Regions from separate parts of the Homo sapiens genome. Here region 1 is linked to region 2. A link is a contact called in ENCODE Hi-C or POLR2A ChIA-PET data. All regions are on one chromosome and are shown on one strand. Each heading gives the region's core, a stretch centred on a gene start or an enhancer-like site at or near the end of the contact. The rest is flanking DNA. Distances are from core to core; before and after follow the strand shown. Region 1 overlaps LOC124907867 (periaxin-like). Region 2 holds the start of ACOXL-AS1 (ACOXL antisense RNA 1).

Region 1 (5,656 bases), core at 2,338-4,837, 120 kb after region 2:
GCAGTGGTGTGATCTCGGCTCACTGCAACCTCTGCCTCCCAGGTTCAAGCGATTCTCCTGCCTCAGCCTCCTGAGTAGCGGGGACTACAGACACACACCACTGCGTCTGGCTAAGTTTCTTATTTTTTAGTTGAGACAGGGTTTTGCCCAGGTTTCGCCCAGGCTGGTCCTGAACTCCTGACCTCAAGTGATCTGCCCACCTCGGCCTCCCAAAGTGCTGGGATTACAGCGTGAGCCACAGCGCCCGGCCTGGCCTCTATGGTTTCTGATGAGAAATCTACAACCCTTTAAATAATTGTAATTTTATAAATAATGTCATTTTTCATTGCTGCTTTGAAGATAATTCCTTTGTTCCTAGTTTTCAGTAGTTTCCTTATGATGTCTCTAAGTGAGAATCTCTTTGAGCTTATTCTGTTTGGGATTCTCTGAGCTTCTCAAATCTACAAGTTTATGTGTTTTGCCAAATTCAGAAATATTTTTAGCCATAATTTTTTCAAATATTTTTCAGCTCCTCACTCATTATACTCTCCTCTTGGGACTTTAATGTTACAAATATTAAGCCATCATTTTCTGTCATTATGGGTCCTTCTGAGCGACATGTTTACTTTCCAAGAATTGTCAACTTTTTGTCAAATCTGCATTGTTAATCCCCAACCCGGAGGAACACCTGTACACACTCACCTTCTCTGCATTAATTGTTGGGTTCCCAAACATGGCTAGTAACTGGTCAAAATGGGATTTCCTGGGTGTGTAGCCAGTTATAGTTCTGGGCCTCTATCACTTCCAGTATTGATCTCTTGTTGAAAAAATTTCACATTCCCAACAGTGACTCCTCTATTCAAGGTCTCACATCCCTCTCATGGAGCAATGTGCTCACCCTGTGCTGGTAGCACCCTCAGAAACGCTCCACACGGAGTGGCTAGACACCTTGCCACCTTTTCTTTCCCTCCTGGTCTCCTAATGATCCTCCTTTTCCCAACTAAACTCAGGGTTACTCGCCTTAGGATCTTGTTGCTTCCTTGAGAATCTTGCTCCAAATTTTATCCTCCCCACCTTCTGCTCCAGTGGCTTCTTTTCTTCCACTTGTAGACATCCTCAGGCTCGTCCAAGACTTAAACAACAAGAACAAGAACATCAGCCTCCAGAATCTTCCTTAACCTTGCTCTTTCTTCAAGTTGGAGCTATCTTGTTGAAATTTTTCTGTCAGGACAGAATTTCTCAGTCACCCAATCCAAGAGTCTCTCCACATTGGTCCACCGTGTCTCTCTGTTACTGAAATGCTCTCCCCTGCTTCCCTCAGCTTCTCATATACCTCCTTCTCTTTCTGAGCCTTGGATCCTCCTCCACTGACTCCTCATTGCCTTTATCTATTTTTATAAGGTTTTTATTGAGGTGTAACATGCCATATTAGTCTGTTTTGTTTTCTACACAGGAATACCTGAGAGTGGGCAATTTATAAAGGAAATATGTATATTTGGCTCATGGTTCTGCAGGCTGTACAAAAAGCATGGCACCAGCATCTGCATCTGGTAAAGCCTCAGGAAGCTTCCACTTATGGCAGAAGGTAAAGGGAGAGCAGGCATGTCACGAGGTGAGAGAGGAGGAGGAGGAAGAAGAGCGGTGGGAGGAGTGCCACTCTCTTAAACAACCAGCTCTAGCATGAACTAATAGAGTGAGGACTCACTCATTACTGAGGAGAGGGCACCAAGCCATTCCTGAGGGGTCCGCCTCCATGACCCAAACACCTCCCACTAGGCCCCACCTCCAACACTGGGGGTCACATTTCAGAATGAGATTTGGAGGGGGCAACATCCAAACTACATCACATGCATACAGTAAAGTGCATAAATATTAAGAGCTGGGTGAATTTTTGCACACATACATAGGTGTGACTACCACTGTGAATGAGATACAGGCCACTCCCAGAAGTGCCTCTCTTTCCCTCCCAGGCAATCCACATTCTCCCTTGCTCTTGCTCTTCAATAACCACTATCCTATCCACATGGATTATTTCTGCCTGTTCTAAAACTTCATATAAATGGAACCATGTAGTATGTCTTTTGCGTCTGCTTTTTTTTTTTTTTTTTTTTTTTTTTTTTGAGACAGAGTCTCACTCTGTCACCCAGGCTGGAGTGCAGTGGTGCAATCTTGGCTCACTGCAACCTCCACCTCCTGGGTTCAAGCAATTCTCTTCCTCAGCCTCCCAAGCAGCTGGGATTACAGGCACGCGCCACCACGCCCAGCTAATTTGTGTATTTTTAGTAGAGATGGGGTTTCATCATCTTGGCCAGGCTAGTCTTGAACTCCTGACCTCAAGTGATCCACCTGCCTCAGCCTCCCCAGCGTGCTGAGATTACAGGCGTGAGCCACCACGCCTGGCCAAGTTGGCTTTCTTTTACACAACATGATGCCTAGTGGATTCACCCATGTTTCTGTGTGCATCCGCAGTTCATTCCTTTTTATTGGTAGGTAGCATTCCATTGTGTGAACACGCCATGATTTGTTTACTCATTCCACTCCTGAGGGACATTTGAGTTTTTTCCCCTTAGGCTTTTTGTAAATTCAGCACCCTTCCATATTTTGTCTTCATCTTTCTTCAAGGTATCTCTTTTTTTTTCTCAAAATGATCCAGAACAATAGGCATTCAGCCTTCCCTGGAACCGGCCTTTTCCTGCCGCCAGAGCAGTAGCCAACATAGTTTCTGGCATCAGGAGGTTAAGTCAAAGTTATCAGTCAAAACACACCGGGAGAGAAAGTGGAAATTGGTACACAGCAGCGTATAATTAAGCAATCGCAAGCTTTGGGAGGCATAAAGGGGAATCTCAGGGCCAGCCTCTCAGCTGTGAAGTTCTGCAAGTAGAGTCCATGGCAAGGGGGGCGGCAGGCACAGCGGACACCCCGTCACTGCAGCTCTCTGAGCCCTGCAAGTTCTAGGCTGGGGCTGGGCTCCCTGGCCTTCTGCCTAGAGCCCTTAGGCAACCAAAATGACAGCCCAGGAGAGCCAAGAGCCACAAGGTTATTTTTCTAAGACGTAAAGTGAATTATGTCATCCACCCAGACCTCTTTGTCCAAGAGAACAACCTCGAGTCTCCTCCTTCAGGACCCTCAGATAGATCTTCCCAGAAACAGAGCAGGGGAAAGAGAGAGGAGGAGACGCTGGAGCCACAGGGCTGGAGCAGTTGGATGGGCCTCTGACAGCAGAGGGAGAGGCGACTGCATAGGGAAACAGAGAGGGACAAAGTGAGTTATGCTTGAGAGAGCTTGAGGGCTACAAAGCTCAATGTTTATGTGAATATAATCAAAGGAAAGGGGAAAGATTTGGGAGAGAGACACCCGAGAAAACCCCAAGAAGCCACAAGACCTAGACAACAACTGCCAATCTGGTAATGACTGGGTGTGCTGTGGAGTTGGTGTTTATCCCAGACAAAGCCAGTGCTTTCCCGAGATCTGGTGACAATTTGGGGCACATATATTTAGGGAGGAGGACAAGCCCTGGGAAGAGGTTTTGAGTCAGGAGACCTGTGGTTGGGCCTCAGCCATGTGGTCCGCTGCCCTCCAGCTCTGACAGCAGAGTCCCTTCTGCTGGCAGAGTCTCTGCCTGTGAGTGGCAGCAGGCCAGCCCAGCTCCATTGGCCCTTCTGGATCTAAGAGGTCTGGCTTCTCAGGCCCAGGCTTGCAAAGCCTCTGGCTGAACTTCACAGTGACCTTGCCAGCGCACACCTGAGCCACACCTCATTGCTTTTGAGTATACCTGAACCTCAGGCAAGGTTTGGTTTAATTCCTAACTTCTTACTGCAGAACAGAGGAAGTCAATTTGGAGTCAAATCCTCATGAGGCTTCTCTTATTCCAGGGTATTTATTTGCTTGATGATTTTGAACCATTTATTTGGACACACAAAGTTCTATCTGGCAAAGAACCGTTGGCTCCAACATCCTCAAACAACGCTAGTTTTAGATGCTGATAGGGTCTCTAATAGGAGGCAAAGAAACGTAACACCCAGCCAGGCAATTGCAAAGTTGAATGTGAGAGTCTAGCTTTTTGAGAATCCTTCTAAAAGCCATGTGATAAGGGATTGTCACAGTGAGGATAACAAATTCACATCTAAGGGATGAAGGTAAAACTTACTCCAATGCTCTGCAAATGGCTGTGGGGGGTGGCTCTTCCTGGGAAGCACCCCTCAGACTTGGAGTCACTGCATCCTACTTGATTTAACTGAAGCAAAGGCAATGTATTCATCAACAAACTGTGACATAATTAAAGAGAGATCTTGTGTCGACCAAGATGCTGGTGCTGTAAAGGAGGTGAGTAATGTGGGAAAAAGCAATGTTTCCAAACTCATGTAGCATTTTACTTTATTTTATTTTATTTTATTTTATTTTATTTTATTATTTTATTGTTTGAGACGAAGTCTTGCTCTATCACCCAGGCTGGAGTGCAGTGGCGCAATCTCGGCTCACTGCAACCTCTGCCTCCCAGGTTGAAGCCATTCTCTCCTGCCTCAGCCTCCCAAGTAGCTTGGACTACAGGCATGCATCACCATACCTGGCTAATTTTTTGTATTTAGTATAGATGGGGTTTCACCATGTCGGTCAGGCTGGTCTTGAACTCCTGACCTCAGGTGGTCTGCCCGCCTCAGCTGCCCAAAATGCTGGAATTACAGGCGTGAGCCACGGCACAGGGCCTATTTTATTTTGTTTTATTTTTTGAGATGTAGTCTTGCTCTGTCACCTAGGCTGGAGTGCAGTGACACAATCTCAGGTCACTGCAACCTCTGCCTCTCAGGTTCAGGCAATTCTTGCACCTCAGCTTCCCAAGTAGCCGGGACTACAGGCACGCACCACCACACCTGGCTACATTTTTGTATTTTTATAGAGTCAGGGTTTCACCATGTTGTCCAAAGTGGTCTCAAACTGAACTCAGGCAATATGCTCACCTCGGCCTCCCAGAGTGCTAGGATTACAGGCATGAGCCACTGTGCCAGGCCATACTCATGTAGTATTTTAAATATGCACGAGTAACTATGTTGCTAGTTAAACAGATATTTGACTATTCTGTCTACATGCCAAAAATTGTTTAGAACATCACTTAAAATTTTTCTCACTGAAAAAGTCACATACACAGTTATATTAAAATCAGCGTATGCTATATTCTCTAATCTAGAAATAGAAAATGTCCAAGATATCTGACTAGACCTAGCCTGTGCAGTTCTATGGAATCCCTCTGAATCAGCTGCTACTCTGAAGAAGACCACCACACACAAGATGGACCCAGCCCACCCTTGGCCCAGGCCCTGGTGCACCTAACTCCAGTGCAGACCCACCCCTTCATCAACTGCACTGGAGTGGTTCTTCAATCATGTCCCATGGTCCCTGTGGCAGATGCCATACAGGTTGCAGTGGAAGATCTTCAGATGACTTGGTGACAGGTTCATGACCATCTGGTTTCAAGGTGGGCTGTCAGGCAAGTACCAAACAGGCTCTGTGGGACCAGAGTGTGCGTGTGAGTGTGAAGTTGGAGGTGGTGGAAAGAAGGCAGAGTGACTGTCCCCACGGTGCTGGCAAAAAAGAGTGGCAAACCCGCATTTTGGGTCTTTTCTCTTCTTTTATCTTCCTCACTGGCTACTGTCATCTGTAAAGAGCTCCAAGTCTTCATGTA
Region 2 (5,744 bases), core at 2,606-5,105:
GGAAATACCAGAGTTAGAAAGAAATTGTATTTATTACTAACTAGAGAACCCATGATAATAACAATAATATTTATAAATAATCAACCTGCGCCAAGTTTACTAAATCCTTCCATCTTAGAGATAAGGAAGGTAGTATGGCTTGGAAGTGGCAATGTCAGAGTTCAAAGCCCTTTTTCTCTACCAAAGTGGACATTGTCAAAATACTTAGTAAACAGCCAAATTGTGTACTCTTTAGTTGAAGAAAATTGCAGTAGAAAGGACATTTTAAAGGTAAATTTTCTTCAAGTTTAATTATTTAGTGAGGGTAAACAAAAGTGATTTTGTTGTTGTTTGGTAAGGAAGGCAATTTCTCTATTCTAACATTTCAGATTATGCTAAATATTGTTTATCAACTGAAGGAACAAATCAACATAAAATATAATTTAAATTGATTCAGAGAAAATATTAGCTGGAGTCCTGATTATTTAATAGACCTGTGGAATGTCATTTTATGCTAATGAAACTTGGTTGCAGAGAAAACCAATGAGAATGTATGTGTTCCTGGGACCAGGAGACGCACCAAGCTAAGGTCTGACCCTCCCTGGAGGAGCCAGCCAGTGGGCAATGAAAACAGGAATGGAGCTCCCCTTTCTAGTAGTTGTTGGGTAAATTGAGAGAAGTAGAATCACAGCACACGCTATGAGATTATGCCTCGTGTGAGTGTTTCAGGTTTATTTTTCTTTCATTGACTGCTTAGTCAGGCATAAGGACTAAGATGGGAAATTAGCTGCCACAGACCTACCATCTGATCCTTTACAGAATGTTTGTCTAAAGGGAAAGCAATTCTTCAGGATAAGTGAGCGAGGAGGAGATAAGCCAGGCCAAGGCCTCTGTGCATTCAGCGAGTTTGGAAGTCTGCAAAAAGTGAGAATAGGTGCAGGTTAACTACTTGATTGTGCCCATTTTCACCAGTCACGATTTGCCAGTCCATGTGCTGCTCTTTTGAAGGCACTTGAATTGTGTTTGACTTAAGGTGGTGATCCAAAGCAGCAGGGAGGGGCCTGTTGACCAGTGTGGAAGGGCACTCCCAATTTACTGAAGGAGAATCTGCAGAACAGAGTTGAAGCCTTGTCCTTCTGCAGGTAAAGGTCCTTCTAGGTCATCAAGCTGGACTTTTCACATGGTAGCTGGCTCTGAAGCCGATATCCTTGGCACCTTCCTCCGGTGGCAACATCATAGAGTACTCCTGGGCACCATTACTGCCCTGGTCCTCTCAGAGAATCTGAGCCAGTGTGGCTGGGCAGATCCATGTTCTCCACACTAGGCACACACAGAATACAGATTCTGACTTAGGAAGAACGTCAAGGGTCACACGTCTGCCACAGTGGTGGAGGCATTTGTCAGTGCAGCACCACATATCCTCCAGCAACTGGAAGCAGTGAGGCACTGGGGGAAAAGATGAAGGCAAAAGGGTAGACAAGGCTTTAGAAAAAAAAAGCCCTGGATTAAAACTCTAGTTGCATCAGTTACAAGTTATGTGACTTAAATTCTTTAAGCCTTGGTTTTCTCATCTGTAAAATGGGTTGATACCTGATAGAGTTGTTATGAGTACTGAATAAGACAGTGAACCTAAAGCCCTCCTCTGTAATCTGGCACACAGTAGTTGTCCAGGAAATGTCAGCATGGGGCAGAACACCGAAGACCTTGGTTACATATGTAAAGTGCCATATGTTGCCACATAGCATTGTTATAAAGATGCTGGAGATAGAGCAGACTAAGTCAAAGACAGCTAAGTAGCTCCCTTCTGTACTTCATGCCTTTACCTGCCTGGCCCTCCGGGATGGAATGTGGAAAGCATAGATACTGCACAGCAGAGATGGATCCTTGGCAAAGGCTGGAGTAACAAGCTATGAATTGTTGATTGGGGACTAGGGTTGCACGAGACAAGCATGGAATAAAGGTGGCCAGAGGCACCTGCCAGAATGCCAGTTATGTGTCACAGCAGAAGCAAAGGTGATAAATGACAGCCACAAGTAGCACAGAACCTCATTTTACCAACCACTTTAATCTTATTCCCTCATCACATCTTTTAGATTAAAAGATGTTTGTTCATTAATTAAGGTTCCCCTTCCTGTAAAGTTTCTAGCTCAAAATCTAGTTAACCTAAAATGAAGTCAACTGAAAAATAATGGACAGGAAATTACATTAATGGCTCACCAATATCTAACAATCCCTTAGAAAGTAAGAGTTGGCTGCATAGAGATTCTTTTTGGAAAGGAGGTGGAATTGATTCCTTATAGCAAGTAAGTTTATTTGTTGTTTTGCTTAGTCAGGTTAAAAATTTCTATTTCTGTGCATTAACCGGTGATAATGACTGATACTTATTCTGTGGGCAGGCAGCCTGGACAGTTCTTTGGCTAGTCTTACCTGGGATCACTCCTGTGGCTGCAGTCATCTGAGTTCAACAGGACTAGGATGTCCAAGATGGCCTCTCTCTCATATCTGGCAGTGGGTGCTGGCTGTTGGCCAAGGCACCTTGGTCCATCTCTACGTGGCCTTTTGTCCTCCAGCAGGCTAGACTGGGCTTCTGCACAGCAGGTATTCTCACGGTTATAGGAGAGTGATAATGGGGGATTCAAAGCTTCTTAAGGCCTAAACTCTGGAAATCACACAGTGACATGTTCCCCATATTCTACTGGCAAAGCAAGTCATAACTCAGCCCAGATTAAAGGGATGGAGAAAAAGACTCTACCAAGGTAGCCAGACGAAAGGGGCTAATGAAGGGACATTTCAAGTTTGGGTAAGGGATTTTTCACAAAAAACAGCATGTGGTCATCTTATGCTGAGAACAGGGGTGAGACATATGGGAAGAGGCAGGAAAACCTTCTGCATGGAGTCCTAGGAATAGCTGGGGTGTCCCTCCAAGTGTACTGGGCACTTCCCACCCTGAACATCTATTATAGGACTAACACCATGCCATGCTGGGAAAATATGGTTTGTTCAGAGGACTGCAAAGCTTAGTCACTGCCCATCCTTGGCCATCCTACTCTCCCAACTGAAATAAGGAAACTGTAGGGAGAGTCAAAAAGAGCAGAAAAATAAATTGAGTACTGCAACTAGATGGAGGTGGGAAGCCAAACTGATGTTACAATTTTTCCCTCACTCCCAAATATACATATTAATATAGTCAAACACAGTGTCATCCCTTGAGGGCTGAGTGCTTCTGCTTTCTTTAAAGCAGATATTCTCAAATTCCACTCACTGGCTATTTCCAGTGGACTGTACATTCTTATTGCTTGTAGAGCAATAGTGCCCATGTTTAGGTTTGACCTTAAAAAATGTTTTTGCAAGAACCTATAACTTGTTCATACTTTTTTATTTTTAAAGTATACCTATTCATTTGTCTTTTTCAAAAGCTGGTGAATTTTCTTTGTAAAGATATGGGTAAGCTTGAAGTACTTTGTCCAGCATAAATGGGTCATAAACTGGCAGGGCAGAGGACCCCTACACTATGTGCAATTTTTATGCTTATAGTATGGAAGCATGTTTGGTAACAAAACTAAACTTTAATAATACACTGCTTAGCCCCATATAAAAATACCCCCTGGTAATAAAAATACTGTAACTGTGTAATAATCAATGCTATATTATCTTCTCAAGTTTATTTTGTATTAAAGAGATCATATATTTTTAAAAATTTTTAAAACGCCTCAACAGCTTCACGATGTGAGACCTGTTCCTGTAGTGTGTACCATTAAACCTCTAAAGTCCAGAATTGTACCTAACACTGGGTAGGAATCCAGCATACCATTTGTGAGTGAAAGGATGGTAATTATTATTATCATCTTGACAGCCAGGAACAGAGGTGGGTGGGTACCTGGAATCAGAGTCAAACAATAACTAAGAGTCAAACAATAACTAACAGGAATGATGCCGGATCCGTCCATTGAGACAATAATCATTCTGAGGTTTCTGTTGCAGTCTAGGAAAAATGGAGAAGGCTAGAAGGAGTATTTTAAACTGCTCCAGAACTTTAGATTTAGAAAGAATCTTGGCAGTCAACTCCTCTTCACAGCCAGTTCATTTTTCTTCTCTAGGGTGCCATTGGAGGGCACACTCCCTGAACACTTATGAGTGAAGAAACCCTCCTTTTCACCAGCCATTGGGTTCCTTTTCAAGTTTATTTTTTTAAAATTTTCTTTATATTGAAATCTGCCTCATTTAATTCCTACCTCTGGCCCTACGTTCTGTTTTTGGCACCAGATAGATAAAACCCATACTCTATTTTACACTCATTCAAATCATTGTATTTCCCCCACCGGTGAATATATTACCAAAGTTGGTTGAGTTTCATAATGCAAACCCAAAGGGAAAATTATCTTGAATAATCATATGACAATATGTGGAAAGTTTAGGGGCTGTGTACGCCACCTCATGGTTTTGAACTGTGTGGTTAAAGACGTTGAGAGTTGACAGATTAGTCAGGGATTTTTCAAGAGTATTAATTACAAACTTTGAAATCTTGGTCAGTGAAAGTTCATTTTAGTGCATCTTGCAAATACGATCAAAGGTCTTTTCAGTACTGATTTGATGATGCTTAACCACAGTGTGTGAAGAATGAAGTTTTTCATTAGAAATTACTGGTGTAATAGAGCACATTTTCAGGGAAGATGTATTGTTGGACTATTACAATTCATGCTCTTCCCCCACCATATCCCTACCCTCTATATTCCCCATCCCCTATTTCCTCCACCTTCCTCCTTGGGACCTCACTGAAAACCTGAAATGCTCTGAAAACCTGAAATGGCGTTTTGGACTGCTGCAAGGGAAACTGTGATCTTAACAACATCAGTGCGGCTCAGACATGACCACCATGTGAGGGCAAAGGTGGGGCTGGTGTAAGTGATGTTGTTAAACCTGTAAAAATAAACCATGAAAACCTGGGGATTTACTGTGATTTGGGGAGTGAAACAAATTTACCACTGGCCGAAAACTTGAAAAATGGAGTACAATGTGTAGATCAGAAGAAAAGAAAGCCGTCCCTCTGCCCTTGTGTAGTTTTAGAAAAACAATCTTATTAGTTTGGTAGCTTTTTTTCCTGAAAATAAAAAAAAAAATACATTGGCACCTAAGCCATGGAAAATGAAATAAAAATACACCAGTGCAGCTTCCAAAACACTGACTTGCATCTCCCTCTCCTATCCGCCGGGAATGTCTTATCCCTGCCTTCCAGTGGCTGCCAGAACCAAGGGCATCCGCGGCGTTCCTTGGCATTGGCGTTAACAGCAGATGGATTTTCCGCAGCGGCCAGGCGGAAGATGCCTAGCATTGGTCCGCCGTCTCACTGTACTGAATTTCAAGAATCATGGCCTACTGCCAGCCAGGTCAGGACCGAAGGCGCTAGTCTGGGGAGACTGGAGCAGGTCTCTAGTGGTTCACCTGTTCGGAGGCTCTTCCTGTTCAGTTCCCTCTGCGCGCCAGAGGGTGGCACCCCAGGCACTCCAGAGGTGGAGAGGAGGGGACGACAGGGGAGGCAAAGAGAGAGGAGCGGAGGGAAGGACCAGGGAGGAAGGACCAAGGAGGGAGCTTTAATAAATTCTCAGACCTTGGTCTCGAGTTCCCGGCTAATTTGGGGGCAAAGCCGACCGACCCCACGTCCACGCCCACCCCCTTACGGGAAAAGCCGGGGTTTCCACTGGGCTAGGTGTCAGAGTTGGGAATGTCTAAAACAAAAAAGGCTTCCGAGGGTTATTCATGGCCAACAG

The links. Hi-C counts contacts between places; a loop is a spot of excess contacts on that map. ChIA-PET counts read pairs that join two places held with the same protein, here RNA polymerase II (POLR2A). Pooled maps may share reads with other maps.
Region 1: a pooled map shows a loop between it and region 2 (2.2-fold over the local background). The contact joins the enhancer-like site here to the promoter of ACOXL-AS1 in region 2. A Hi-C loop is called at or near these places in 2 of 168 maps with a recorded cell type or tissue (chondrocyte and mammary epithelial cell), 3 of 37 single-sample maps with no recorded cell type and 5 of 50 pooled maps. POLR2A ChIA-PET finds 5 or more read pairs at or near these places in 4 of 52 experiments (A673, HepG2, MCF 10A and 1 more).

The regions. Positions count from the first base shown.
Region 1 is chr2:111,232,629-111,238,284 of GRCh38, forward strand. The region is part of intron 1 of LOC124907867 (periaxin-like); the gene reads right to left. The region is part of intron 3 of MIR4435-2HG (MIR4435-2 host gene); the gene reads right to left. Among named protein-coding and RNA genes, the nearest start is that of MIR4435-2, 86 kb to the right of the region's middle. Within about 2 kb of position 3,588, at least 5 of the 41 ENCODE cell types and tissues checked have a DNase peak (open chromatin) inside an H3K27ac peak, as active enhancers do.
Region 2 is chr2:111,111,733-111,117,476 of GRCh38, forward strand. It overlaps ACOXL-AS1 (ACOXL antisense RNA 1), which reads right to left and starts at 3,856. Exons shown (of 4, transcript NR_122074.1): 1 at 3,788-3,856; 2 at 2,407-2,566. The region is part of intron 17 of ACOXL (acyl-CoA oxidase like); the gene reads left to right.